Regions from separate parts of the Homo sapiens genome. Here region 2 is linked to region 1. The links are chromatin contacts, found by Hi-C or POLR2A ChIA-PET in ENCODE. All regions are on one chromosome and are shown on one strand. The core of a region is the stretch at or near the end of the contact, and the rest is flanking DNA. Distances in the headings are between cores, read along the strand shown. Region 1 overlaps FBXO22 (F-box protein 22). Region 2 overlaps SH2D7 (SH2 domain containing 7).

Region 1 (7,406 bases), core at 2,281-4,780:
GTATTTATAAGGCACTTTAAACAGTGTAACCTACTGGTGAACCTTTCAAGATGATAAGCTGGTTACAAAATGTAACCTTAGGTAACAGGATAAACTGACCTGCCATGTAGGATTGGCAACTATAATCAAGTTAACTACTGTAGTTGTCCACCAAGAGATGTCTTTGGTTTTGGAATAGGATGAAACTGTTCTTGCCAGTAATAATCTTGTTAGGTAAATTTAGCAAAGAATTGCCCCATCCTCTTAGGAATTTTTCATCCACCAAGCCCCCACCCTCCTCCTTGGCTATAAATCCCCATTTGTGGTTGGTGCATTTGGAGTTGAGCCTGATCTCTCTCCCCTAGTGCAAAACCCCATCACAGTGGTCTCCCAAATAAAGTCTGCCTCATTGTCTTGAATAGATGTCAGCATCGCTTTTTTTTTTTTTTTTAACACTAGCTTCCTGTCACTTCTGCTTTCTCAAGGGCTGGGCAACTTCGAAGGCAGAACAAGTTCAATCCCTTGAGCTTCAGCACTGATTCTCTCTGCTTCACACCTGGTACTGCCTATGACCCCTCAAGACTCTCTATGATGTCCTCAGATAATTTTAAAACTTTGTTCTTCTTCACACTTTTTTGGAATCTGACAAGTCATTAAAGTTCTATTTTACCCCTCTTGGTGGCTGGCAGAATTCAAGACAAGTAGTTAAAGGTTCAAAAAGCAGGGAGCAGAAAGAACCTGAACAATCTACAAGCTAGATCACCAGATCACCAATCTCACAACAAACACTAGTACAGAGCACCGTTCTAAGTACATTATAGAAATTAACTTATTTAATGCCTGTAACAACCTGTTACGTATTGTTTTATTCCTAAAAAGTCTGTGAGGATTCAATACTTCCAAAATTCACATTTAACATGCAAATTATATCCATATTACAGAAGCTAGATCAGACCAGACCAAAGTAAAATTAAATACACACCCCAGAACTGGCTGCCAGAAAGAACTGTGCCTACTGAGCTATGGAAAACACAGGACACTTCCAATCCTCTCCTTCAAAGAGCAAAGGCAACTGAATTCTTCAGAACTTCCTCTCTTGACCCTAAAATGTAAAAATCAATAGGAAAGCTTTTCTAATGGGACTCTCCGCAAATAAAACTCAAATCCAGAAAATCACTGTGCCCCAAAAGGCAATGTTACAGGTTTGTGCTTCACCTAGAAGAAAGTCAGAAGGATATTTGTAAAAGGAAAAGAGAGGGAGGATCCCAGGTGTGAGTCAACTGTTTGCTATATAACTAACCACCTCAAGCATTCTCAAAGGAGCAAAGAGGCTCTGGCTCTCAAGCTGAAGTCCATCTTGCCAACGCTCAGCAGTGCTAGGTCTGCTTTCTCAAGCTCTCCTGTCTGTGGTACAGACAGGTAGAGCTGCCAGGCACTGTAGAGCTGCCAGGCACTGCTCTGAGTCTAGAGCCCCTTCCCTGGATTACATGAAGGTTTAGAGGAAGAAGTGCATGAGCACTGCCAGGGAGGGAAGCTTCTCTCCCCTCCTCTGTTGCAGCTGGGGCTTTCAGACTGTGCTTTGGTGGGCAAAGCGTTCCAAAGATGCCTCCAGTGTAGGTGGAGGAGAATAAGCAACCTCAGTTCAAGGCCTAACATGCTCCCTTCACCCTTCAACCTAGAGGCTCTGCTTTTACCTGCTTTATTTTTATGTTGACATCCCATGTAAGACTGTACAAATGAAGTGTTTAAAACAAAAGCTAAGAAATGGCTCAAGGAGATCCTTACTGAGTAGTCTCAATAAAGCCTTTGCATTAGCAGAAGGGAGGGATGTCAAAATAATATTACAGCAGTACCAACCCTGGACAATCAACATGCACTACTGAGCCTCCTCCCCGGCCCTCCTCCTCAAATCACTGAAGCCAGTCCCTTTTGCTTCAATCACCATTAATTACCTGATGATTCCCAAATTAATATCTTTCCTCTAGACCATTCTCTAGAGCTCCAGGCCAACATATCCAACTGTCTATAATCAATATCTCCATCTCAAATTCCAAACATGTCCAAAACAGAACTGATAATCTGATCTTCCAACCCGCACCTTCAAATCTTCTTCACCTTAGTCAATGGTACTATACAGCTGCGCTAGCCACATACCCGCATGACATCGCTGTCACCTCCCTCATTCTCAACACCTAACATCTCATCAGTCACCACATCCTGTCCATTCAGCCCCAAACTTCATCTTGAATCCATTCACTTCTCTTCAACTCCACTCACCACTGCCCTGCTCCAAGCTGCCATCTCCTCTTTCCTTAACCACTACAACAGTCTGTGTCTCCTGCATATACTTTTTAAAAAAAATTATTTTAACTGAAAAATTTAAAAGGCATATATTTATCATGTTCAACATGGTGTTTTGAAATATATATACACTACTGAATGGCTAAATCAAGCTAATCCTGCATCCACTCTTGTACTCCAAAATGATCACCACATCATAGCAAGAGTGTTATTTTGAAAAGATCTATCAAATTATGCCACTCCTGTGTTTAGAAACCTGGCTTCTTGCTGCACTTCCCTCAAATATTTTTGATCTGTGGTTAGCTGAATCCATGAATGCAGAACCCATGGATATGGAAGGCCAACTCTACCTAAAATTAGGACACAAGATAGCAAGTGAAAGAATGAAGATGGCCATTTTAAGCTGGGCAAAGCTTCAATTTCCAGAAGAAAATGATGCCTTGGAATAAGCCAAAACTGCTGACATCAAGCAGCTCAGGAAAGGACACCTATAAGAAAGCTTCACAGAGCACAATAATTCTGGGGTTGTTTTTCCTTCCAGTTTTCTCATTCCTATACTTGGCACTATAATGCAAATATGATCTAACAAATATAGCAATTTTATCACAAAAGGGTTTCTGCTGCTCAAGATTTTGGCTCTTATAAACTGACAAAACTAGGGTCCTAGCTTCAACCAGTGCCACATATCAGGGCCTCATCAAAGATTCCCAGGATGCTCAGGTGGACAGAGGACAGAGTACTGCCCAGGAAACAGCTATGTCACCTCTCTGGACAAAAAAGGCAGCACACAAAAGGTTTGGCCATATGACCTTTAGCAGCAGCACTGAATCAACAGCCAAAACAAGCATCTCTAATGGGGTTTGATTTTTCCCAATTTCTTCTCCCAATCCCGCTCCTCCTGTCCCAGTGTTCCTATTTCTGGTCTCTGCACCACCATCACCCTTGTCTCCTAGGATCAAAACTCAAAAGTAATTACTGAGGCTTCCCTTCTCTTTCACATCTAATCATTTGTTCATTTCCTCCAATTCATTCCCTAGTCCTCATGCCCTAGTGTTATTTCTTGCCTGGACTCTAAAGTGGTCTCCCGCTTCCAGTGTCTCCCCACACAGGAGGGCCACATTCACCTCTGCTCGATGACATCTGAGTAACAGCTACCATTTTCTGTGTACAGGAGCTAAGCCCAGACTCTTTAGCCTGGCCTGAATGCGCCCCACCCTTTGTTCCCATGACTTCCCTGCACATAACCTTTGCTTGCAAAATGATTACTATTTCTCCAACATGCTCTGGGATTTCCTGGCTCTGTGCCTGTGTTTCTATGTTCCTTCAGCCAGTGATATTACTCATCCATATCTCTCATATGCTTCCCATCCTTCAAGGGCTTAAATACCACCTGCTTCTGGAAGCCTCCTTGATCCCTCCCACTGGCAGAACCCCTACAGCAATCTACCCATTCTGCTCTCACAGAACACCTCACATACTCACTTGGGTTATGATTATGCAGTCAAGCACCACATAACACTTTGGTCAAGGACAGCCAGGCGTGGTGACACGCACAGTAAGCATATGCAACAGTGGTGCCAGAAGATTAACAGAGCTACAAAATTCCTACTGCCTAATGTGTAGCACAACGCATTACTCAAATGTCTGTGGTGATGCTGTTGTAAACAAGCCTATTGCAGTGCCAGTCGTATAAAAGTATAGCACATACAATCACGTACAATGCATACTTGGCAATGACAATGAATGACTATGTTACTGGCTTATGATTTACTATCCTATACTTTTAATTGTAATTTTAGAGGTTACCCCTCCTACTTATTAAAAAAAAAAAAAAGTTAACTGTAAAACAGCCTCAGGCAGGTCCTTCAGGACGTATTCCAGAAGGAGGCACTGTTGTCATAGGAAATGACAGCTCCACATGTATTACTGCCCTGAAGACCTTGCAGTGGGACGAGATGTGGAGGTGGAAGACAGTGATATTATCTTGACTCTGTATAGGCCTAGGCTAATGTGTGTGACTGTGTTTTAGTTTTTAACAAAAAGCTTAAAAAGTTAAAAAAAAAATTAAAGGTGGAGAAAAGCTTACAGAATAAGGATATAAATGGAAATTTTTTTTGTCTAGCTAAAGTTAATTTATTATTAAAGAACAATTTTATTTTATTTTTTTGAGATAGAGTCTCGCTGTCGCCCAGGCTGGAGTGCAGTGGTGTAATCTTGGCTTACTACAACCTCTGCCTCCCAGGTTCAAGCGATTCTCCTGCCTCAGCCTACAGTAGCTGGGACTACAGGCGCACACCACTATGCCCAGCTAATTTTTGTATTTTTAGTAGAGATGGGGTTTCACCATGTTGACCAGGCTTGTCTCAAATTCCTGATCGCAAGGGATCCACCTACCTCGGACCTCCCAAACTGCTGGGATTACAGGCATGAGCCACTGTGCCCGGCCAAACAAAAATGTTTCAATTAATTTAATGTAGCTTAAGCATACAGTGTTTATAAACTATATAGTAGTATACAGGGCTAGGCCTTCACATTCACTCACCACTCACTGACTCACCCCACACCAACTTCTAGTCTTGCAAGTCCCATTCATGTTAAGTGCCCTATAGAGGTATACTGTCTTTCATACCATGTTTTTACTGTACCTTTTTAATGTTTAGATATGTTCAGATACACCAATACTTACCATTGTGTTACAACTGCCTACAGTATTCAGTACAGTAACATGCTGTCCATGTTTGTAGTCTAGGGGCAATAGGCTACACTGTATAGCCTACACATATAGTAGGCTGTAACATCTAGGTCTGTGTAAGTACTATGACATTCACACAACAACAACATTGCCTAAAGATGCATTTCTCAGAACTCATCCCCGTCATTAAGCAACATATGACTGTATATGTATTCTTCATACCTTTTCTGGAATGTCACTGAGACAGAATCTACATCCAGTTATGTCACCTTTAACATGCTGAATAAATTTTTATTTATTTATTTATTTTTGAGACAGGGTCTCACTCTGTCACCCAGGCTGCAGTAGAGTGGCGTGACTTCAGCTCACGGCAACCTCCGCCTCTTGGGCTCAAGCAATCCTCCCACCTCAGCCTCCTAAGTAGCTGGGACTACAGGTGCGTGCCACCATGCTTGGCTAGTTTTTTAGTTTTTTTGTAGAGGTGAGGTCTCACTATATTGTCCAGGCTGGTCTCGAACTCCTGGGCTCAAGCGATCCTCCCGCCTCAGCTTCCCAAAGTACTGAAATTACAGGCATGAGCCACCATACCAGCCTGAATAAAATTAATGTAGGAGTTCTACATTATGAGCCAATTGAATATAGATAGTCATCTCGTCAACATCAACACATTGATCATCTTCTTCCTTCCTTGTACTAAATTTGCTGCCATAAATCTTCCCAGAATCTGGGCTATGTTGCCCTGGACTGGCTTACTCCAAGGCCTTCAATGACACTTGATGCTTTTACAGGCAGACTGCCAGGCAACACACAAAATGGTTCTCAAACCAACATGTCTGACCACAGCCATTCCTTTGAGTTTCAGACCTACTATTTGCTAACCACCTGACCAACTCTGAAAAAGACCTAGTTTGCTGAACTTTGTTCGCTCCAGCTAGCCTACCAATATCAAGTCTCATTATGTTATTACAAAATCACATAAGCTCAGCACATAGCCACATTTGCTCCTAAAATTCATTTTGCCTTTACACTTAACAATGGGTCAGTTTTAAGGGCACTATCTGACCTTTTCCCAAAGGAAGTTTGGCATCCTTAATTTAGAATAGCTTTAACATTTCTGCTAACTCTGCTATTTACATACCCTAAGAGCCTTAACTCTCTACTGCCATTAAAGTTCAGTTTCCTCATCAAAAATATTCCATAAAGAATTCTGTCTGGCAAAGCTGTGGTGAAGATTAGAAGTGCTGCGCAGCACAGTATCTGGCATACAGTACCTCCATAAACATTGGCCATCGTTAATTGTCACTTCAAGCCCAGACACATGTATGCTCCTCTGGCATGTGGCTTCTGAATGAGCTAAGGACACTTAGAACCCTACTATTCCCCCCACAAACTACAAGGCCACACTGCAGATGAAGGGCCCATGTGACACACAGTAAAGCCTGCCTAGGGTGGAGGCCAACACTAGCATCTAGCTACAATCTACTGTTGCTAAGCGTTTTATGAAAGTCATTTCATTTAATCTTCACAATTCTGTGAATTCAATGTTAGTTATTTCCACTTTATAGATGAGGAAAATGGAGGTTTAGAAAAATTGAAAAACTTGCCCTAACTGGAGAGCCAGAAAGTAGCAGAACTAGAGTAGCTACAAGCCTGCAATCTTTTAAGGTTGACTACCTTCTATTTATTTTTTAACTGACAGATAAAATTGTATGTATTTATCAATGTATAACATGTTTTGAAGTATATATACATTGTGGAAGGGCTAAGTCTAATTCACATATGCATTATCTCACAGTTACCATTTTTGTAGTAAGAACACTTAACAGTCACTCTCTTAGCATTCTTCAAGAATATAGTATATGGGCCAGGCACGATGGCTCACACCTGTAATCCCAGCACTTTGGGAGGCCGAGGCAGGTGGATCACTTGAGGCCAGGAGTTTGAGACCACCCTGGCTAACATGGTAAAACCCTATCTCTAATAAAAAGACAAAAAAAATTAGCCAGGCATGGTGGTGCATACAGCATGTAGTCCCAGCTACTCGGGAGTCTGAGGCATGACAATCACTTGAACCCTTGAACCCAGGAAGTAGAAGTAGCAGTGAGCTGAGATCATGCCACCGCACTCCAGCCTGGGCAACAAAGTGAGACTCTGTCTCCAAAACAAACAAAAAAAAGAATATATGGTCACTGACTATAGTCTCCATGTTGTACAACAGACCTCAAGAACTTATTCCTCCAAAACGAATTTTGTATCTTTTGACCATCATCTCCCCAAAGCCCCTCCCAACCACCCCAGATCCTGGTGCCTGCCATTCAACTCTATATTTCTATGAGAGCAACATTTTTAGATTCCACACATGAGTGAGATCATGCACTATTTGTCTTTCTGGGCCTGGCTTATTTCACTTAACATCCTCCAGGTTCATCCATGC
Region 2 (6,750 bases), core at 753-3,252, 2.2 Mb before region 1:
CAGACTTCAACACTGACAACTTCATCTGCAAGGAGGACCTGGAGCTGACGCTGGCCCGGCTCACTAAGTCAGAGCTGGATGAGGAGGAGGTGGTGCTTGTGTGCGACAAGGTCATTGAGGAGGCTGACTTGGACGGTGACGGCAAGCTGGGCTTTGCTGACTTCGAGGACATGATTGCCAAGGCCCCTGACTTCCTCAGGTGCTGCCACTACAGGGGCCGGGCTTGGGCAGGGCAGAGCAGGGCAGGCCGGGATGTTGGGGCTGAGGCCCCTATCACTCGCTATTTGTGAGCAGTGGTGTGCGGCCAGGAAGCAGGAGGTCACGTTCAAGCCACCCTTGCCCTAGACGTGTGACTGGCCTTTGTCCCCTGCAGGGGGAAGGTTGAAGACCTGGGGGCCCCTTCAGTGATAAGTGGGGGCAGAACTCCCTGGGCACCGCTGTTCCTCCGTCTTCCCCCAGTGTTGATTACCTGCATCCACTATGCAGGGTTCCCTAATGAGGCACTGTCCAGCATGGGGCTGGGGCCTGCTGTGCTTTTCCCTGAGGAGCCTTTACCTGCCCGACCCAGGGCCTCTCACCCTCTCTTGCCCTTTCTCTCTTTCTAGCACTTTCCACATCCGGATCTGAGGACACTGCCGAGGCTGTAGGGGCCTAGAAGTCCACCATCCTGCCCTGCAGTCACATGGGTGTGGCCTCCAAGCTCCCCAGGAAAGCAGTGGCAGCCTCTGGGGTTTACACCACAAATATATCCTGTGGCCCTTTCAGCAAAAAAAAAACCTTAACCAGGAAGGGGGCCTGTGAAGGTTAGGACCCTTCCCACAGCCCCGCTGTGGTCCAGCCCCGGGACCCATGGCCTCTCTCCAGGCCCTCCGCACCCCGCCCCATGCCCCAGTCCTTTCCTACTCCAGAAATGCTCCCCACCCCCCCAAAGAGGGAAAAGCAGATAACCCAACAGGAGGTGGTGGGGTCTGACGTGTCCAAGTGCTGGCAGACACCCTGGTCACCCAGGACAGAGCGGAAAAAAAAAAAAGAGGTCAGGGTTTTAACGAGCTATGCAATCTTTTTCCAAAACCCAAGGTTGGGCTGCTTCCCACCCCTGCCTGTTCCCCTTCTCCCGGCCTCCTTCACAATGTGAAGCTGTGGGTGCAGTGGGCCCAAGGGCTCTTGCTCCTGTCTCTGCCTCTGGGTCATGAGTACCACCCTGCCTGCCTCCCCAACACCGTGGAATCCTCACTGGTGTGCTGTCCACAGATTTGTGAACTCCTGGTAGTAAAACACTTTTGCATCCCTTTGCTCTCCATGTATGCTAATGTTAGGAAATGTTTGAGGGTACCTTTGCTTCTGATCCTTGAAATCCCACCATTGGTGTCTCACCTCTCGGCATTAGGCAGTGCCTCCTGCTTTAGGCACTAACTTTGATTTCAGTGCGTGTGCCATCGGGAGGAAAACACATTCATGCCCCGAACCTTCCGTGAATTCCCTGACAGTATCTCTGGTTAACATTTGGGAGTGCTAACCACTCAGGCACAGGGACAGTTGCTTCAGTCTCAATCCTTAAACCCCCAAGGAGGGAGGGACTCTTACAGGCCTATATTTCAGGAAAAGCTGCATAGCCAAGTGGTCACTAAGAGTAGATTTCCCACAAATGCAACCTGAGCCCGCTCTGCCCAGGGTCAGGGCAGGGAGGAGGGGCACGTATGGTGTTCTCTCTGGAGATGATCAGTCCTGTTTTCTGCATCCCAGGCCTGGGGGTTGTTGGGAGTGGGGTAGCAAGCCAGCTGTCCACCCTTATAGAGAAGGGGACATGTGGATAGGAAGGGAAGTGACACACAAAACAGGAAGTTTCCTGAGGGACAGAGTTCCAGGAAGAGCCAGCCTGACCTGAGGGTACAGCTGGAGCGAAGAGGCCTGAAGCAGAGGATGTGGCTTCTGGCCCTCCCCTCCTTTTCGCTGATGGGGCCGCAAGGAGGGGAACTGGTTTTGTTCTCGGTAGCAATTGCATGATGTCACTTGGCCAGTTAGAAAGGTGTCTGTGCTAGCACACAGCCTGCCACACATTCGGTAAGTGCTCAGTAGTGGGAGGCAGGTTCAGTCAGTCTGCCTGGGCCTCAGCATGCTTATCTGGGAAATGGGGGTGGTGACCCCTGCCTTTGGCCAATCTCATTCCTCTCCAGTCCCTCCTGTGCATGGATGGGAGGCACAAGGAAAGCAGGACATAGCCAGGAGCTGCAGGCACCTGCAAGGTCCTCTTCCACCTGCTCTCAGGCAGGCACCTCGGCTGTCTCGGAGCCTAGTTCTGTAGCAGGCTGGATGAGTCTCAAGATCCAAAGGGTGCCTTCAAGTGAGCTGAGGCCTTTGCGATAACCCCTGGCATGGCCTGGGTACCAGGAAACCCACTGGTGGGCTGCCGGATGCCAGGCCCTCAGAATTTGTGCTTCCTGTACGTGAAGAAGAGCCTCCGAAGCTTGTCAGGCTGCAAGGAAGGAGGAGATACTGGGGCCTGGGGTCGCTGGACAGGGAGGGAAAGACCCAGGCTCCGAGGACCCCTCATTGACCTTGGGTTGGGGGCCCAAGCCTAGGACATGAGGCCAGGTTGGAATTCTGATAGTTGATTCCACAAGCCTCTCCCAGTGCCCGAAATCCCACCTTTAGCTCCCCAATTTCAGATGCAGGGTTCACCCTCTTCTGGCTAAGGAGAGAAGGGGAAGAAGGAGGGTAGAAAGGGTGGCGAGCCTCACCTTACCTCCCTGGAGTGCCCTGGTCTCCCCTGACCCACAGCTGGGGGCCTCAGGATGCACTGGTGTCCGAGGTAGGGTGGGGTGAAGCTGTACCCAGGCCCACAGAGATGGGAGAGGACATGGGGCAGCCGCAGGGAAAGAGCAGACATGGGATGTGGCTTCTGAGGGTCTCCACTGCCAGGTCTGTGGTCCCCAGAGAGTGAGGATCTCAAAGGCTGCTATCCATGGGGTGTGTGGGCACAGCCCTGCCCTGAGGGAGGAGCCGTCAGCACTTCCCAGGAAGATCTTTCCACCAGGAGCCCAGGCAGGAAGATCCGCGTGTGCCTGACTGAGATCAGAGGACTTGCCCATGGGGAAGGGACTCTCAGGTTTTATTGTCTCTGGGTATAGGCAGAGTGTAGTTGGGACCGAGGGCTCCAGAGAGTTCATCTGCCTCCCTGAGAACCCTGAACCAGCCCCACTCCTGGCCACCGCTCTCCACACTCCTGGTCCCCTCTCTTCCTTACTTATCAGACCCCTGCAGAAACTGAGAGGGAGGGGAAAGGACCCCTGGTCTGCTGCACAGAAAGCCCTTAGAAGGTCCTGGAAGCCCCCAGCTTACACCCAAATCTAGCAGCTGCCTCTGCCACCAATACCACCACCACCACTACCACCACCACCACCCCAGAGATCCTCAGAATAATAGCTCTGTTCATCAAGAGCCCTCTCTGGGCTGTGTTCTGAGCAGGAGAGGGTGTCTAGCATTATCCTCTGGGCACCTACCCCTGGATACAAGCAGAGGATCAGCCCATTTTACAGATGAGGAAATGGAGGTCCTGGGTGGGGTTGCTAAACAAGAATATAGATGCCAGTTAAATTTAAATTTCGGATAAACAAAGGAATAATTGTGGTATTTAAGACATACTTTAAAATGGTTTTTGTTTTGTTTTGGTTTGGTTTTTTGTTTGTTTTTTTAAACAGGGTCTCACTTTGTCTCCCAGGCTGGAGTGCAGTGGTGCAATCTTGACCCATTGCAACTTTAACCTCCCAGGTTCAAGCCATCCTCCTGCTTCTGCCCCCCAGGTAGCTGAGACTACAGGCCACCACGCCTGGCAATTTTTTGTATTTTTTCATAGAGATGGGATTTTGCCATGTTGCCCAGGCTGGTCTCAAACTCCCAAGCTCAAGCAATCCACCTGCCTCAGCCTCCCAAAGGGCTAGGATTACAGACATGAGCCACCATGCCTGGCCTCAAAAATATTTGTTGTTTATCTGTAATTCAGGTTTAACTGGTTGTCCTGGAATTTGTCTTGCCCAAAGCTACAAGGTGAGGGAGTAGGAGCAAAGGGGCCATTCTCCTGCTCCCAGAGGCGCTAAGACCCCTGCAGAGGCTGAGACGGAGGGGATGGGAACCCTGATCTGCTGTAGAGAATGCCCTTAGAAGGGCCTGGAAGCCCCCATCTTACATCCAAATCTAGCAGCTGCCTCTCCCACCACCACCACCACCACCACTTCTAGGCAGATATTAGGGCTGGAAAATTCTGTGTACTTCCAGGCAGTGGCGGTGACCTGACCTGCCTATGCCTGGGGGCTTCAGGTTGTCTCCTACCACCAGGTGCTCTCTAAGGGCTGGGAGCCGCCCCACCCCATCATGGAGCTCACCTTGTGTGTCCGTCCAGTCTCCTTGCTCTTGGTTGCTGGGATCTGTTCATAGGTGTTCCCAGGCTCTGAGAGCTCTGGGGTCCCTGAGATCCTCTTGTAGCCATGGACCCATGGGCTATATGTGGGACTGGCCCCAGGATGTGGGGCCCTGGCTGGGCCACCCCAGCAAGCTGGGATCTGCTCATAGGTGCTGCCTTCTTGGTCTGGTGTGTCCCTGGCCTCTTGCAGGAGGCCTTCTGTCCCGATGAACTCATAGATATCTGCAGAGCTGCCCTGGGAGCAGGGCTGAGCCTCTTGGCTCAGCTTTGGAAACTCCTGCCTCCAGGTAGCCCCCAGGGATCCCATGGCATCAGAACATCCCCAGGAAGTGGGAGACTCTGTGGGACCCTGGTCTGGGCTCACCCCAGAAAGGACAGGCCCCAGGCCATCAGGCCTGTTCTGTTCTCCATCTGAGAGTCTCCTTTGGGCCTCCCTGCCTGGGGAGTAGGCCTGGCTGCCAGCTGGAACTGGCCCATGCCTGCCGGACCCCTCTGTGCCCAAGCCTAGCCGTGCCTGGTTCATCCTCCTCAGGTCTGCATAGATGATGTCACTGGGGCCTCCAAAAGACTCTTCCAGGAGGGAGGAACTCTTCTCAGGGAGTGGAGACACTCTGATGGGAGCCTGGGGAGACAGGGACAGAGAAACTCTTAAGGGGCAGCCCATCACTAAGATGCCCTCCAGTAAAAACTCTCTCAGATAAGCCGAGGCCCCCTGTCTTGGCTATAGTCCTCCTGCCCGTACATGCAAGGGTTGGATACATGACACTCAGGGTCCCTTCCAGCGCTCATGCTCTAGAACTTGTTCTTTTTTTTGTTTGTTTTTTGAGATGGAGTCTTGCTGTGTTGCCCAGGCTATAGTGCAGTGGCGCAATCTCAGCTCATTACAACCTCAGCCTCTTGGGTTCAAGCTATTCTCCTGCCTCAGCCTCCTGAGTAGCTGGGATTACAGGCTCCCACCATCATGCCCAGGTAATTTTTGTATTTTTGTAGAGACAGGTTTTCCCCAAGTTGGCCAGGCTGGTCTCGAACTCCTGACCTCAGGTGATCCACCCGTCTCAGCCTCCCAAAGTGCTGGGATTACAGGTGTGAGCCACCACACCCGGCCTAGGACTCGTACTTTACCTTGGCATTCAAGGCCTTGGGTCACCAGCACTCCCACCCAACTTTCCCTTCCCGTGCTCCTCCCACCTCCATTGTGGTCCACTGGTCCCTCAGTGGCCCCAAACCCACTCACTGCTGCATTTCCCTTCAGAATGGCCCATCTCCAAGTCCATCACTCATTTGACAAATATTTAGTGAGCACCAACTATGTGCCAGACAGTGTCCTAGGTGCCAAGGACTCTGGTGAGCAAGACTAACTCTTGGGAGTTTATATTCTAATCTGGGAGATGGGCAGCCTACTGCTGCGCTGTGTAGCACAATATGGTTTGATGTGCTATATGATGGGTGAATATATCACAAGACAATGGAGTGTGGGGGCATGATCAGTGCTACAAAGAACGAAGCAGGGTCATGGGATAGAGAGAACGGCAGGTGGGGAAGGCAACATTTTCTGTCATGTAGGTGGGCCTTTCTGAGGAGGTGATATTTAAGAAGAGAATGGAATGCAGTTAGAGTGTAAACCATGCAGATATCTTGTAGGAAGAGCATTGCAGGCAGATGGTAGAGCCAGTGCAGAGGCCCTGAGGTGGGAGCAAGGTTGGTATGTTCAAGGATGATCTAGAAGGCCAAAGAAGCCAATGAAAAGGCCTCACTGAAGCCTCCAGTGAAGAAGCAGAGGGTAGCAGGGCATCTGGTGAGGCTCTTGTGGGCCCCAGTGAAGTGTTTAGGTTTTATTCTAAATATGAGGAGAAGCTGTTGGCATGCTGTGATCTGATATAAAGAAAAATCCTTCGGCCAAGCGCTGTGGCTCACGCTTGTAATCCTAGCACTTTGGGAGGCCGAGGTAGGCGGATCACCTGAAGTCAAGAGTTCAAGTCCAGCCTGGCCAACATGGCGAAAACCCGTCTCTACTAAAAATACAAAAAAAAAAAAAAAAAATTAGCCAGGCATGGTGGCGTGCACCTGTAATCCCAGCTACTCAGGAGGCGCAGGCAGGGGAAATCACTTGGATCCAGGATGCAGAGATTGCAGTGAGCCGAGATGGTGCCACTGCCCTCTAGTCTGGGTAACAGAGCGAGACTCTGTCTCAAAAATAAAAATAAAAATGGCTGGGCACAGTGGCTCATGCCTGTAATCCCAGCACTTTAGCCAAGGCGGGCGGATCACTTGAGGTCAAGAGTTCAAGACCAGCCTGGCCAATATGTTGAAACCCTGTTACTACCAAAAATACA

The links. A loop is a pair of places that touch in the nucleus more often than their neighbours do. ChIA-PET counts read pairs that join two places held with the same protein, here RNA polymerase II (POLR2A).
Region 2: a loop to region 1 is called in a map of posterior vena cava, with 23 times the contacts of the local background. The contact joins two enhancer-like sites. A Hi-C loop is called at or near these places in 1 of 168 maps with a recorded cell type or tissue (posterior vena cava). POLR2A ChIA-PET finds 5 or more read pairs at or near these places in 1 of 52 experiments (MCF 10A).

The regions. Positions count from the first base shown.
Region 1 is chr15:75,918,700-75,926,105 of GRCh38, reverse strand. The region is part of intron 5 of FBXO22 (F-box protein 22); the gene reads right to left. Among named protein-coding and RNA genes, the nearest start is that of FBXO22, 19 kb to the right of the region's middle. Within about 2 kb of position 3,530, at least 3 of the 41 ENCODE cell types and tissues checked have a DNase peak (open chromatin) inside an H3K27ac peak, as active enhancers do.
Region 2 is chr15:78,099,188-78,105,937 of GRCh38, reverse strand. It overlaps SH2D7 (SH2 domain containing 7), which reads right to left. Exons shown (of 6, transcript NM_001101404.2): 5 at 4,380-5,039; 6 at 1,576-2,473. The coding sequence ends at 2,423. CIB2 (calcium and integrin binding family member 2) reads left to right here. Exons shown (of 6, transcript NM_006383.4): 5 at 4-199; 6 at 606-1,332. The coding sequence ends at 627. Among named protein-coding and RNA genes, the nearest start is that of SH2D7, 10 kb to the right of the region's middle. RefSeq lists an enhancer at 1,841-1,910. Within about 2 kb of position 2,002, at least 7 of the 41 ENCODE cell types and tissues checked have a DNase peak (open chromatin) inside an H3K27ac peak, as active enhancers do.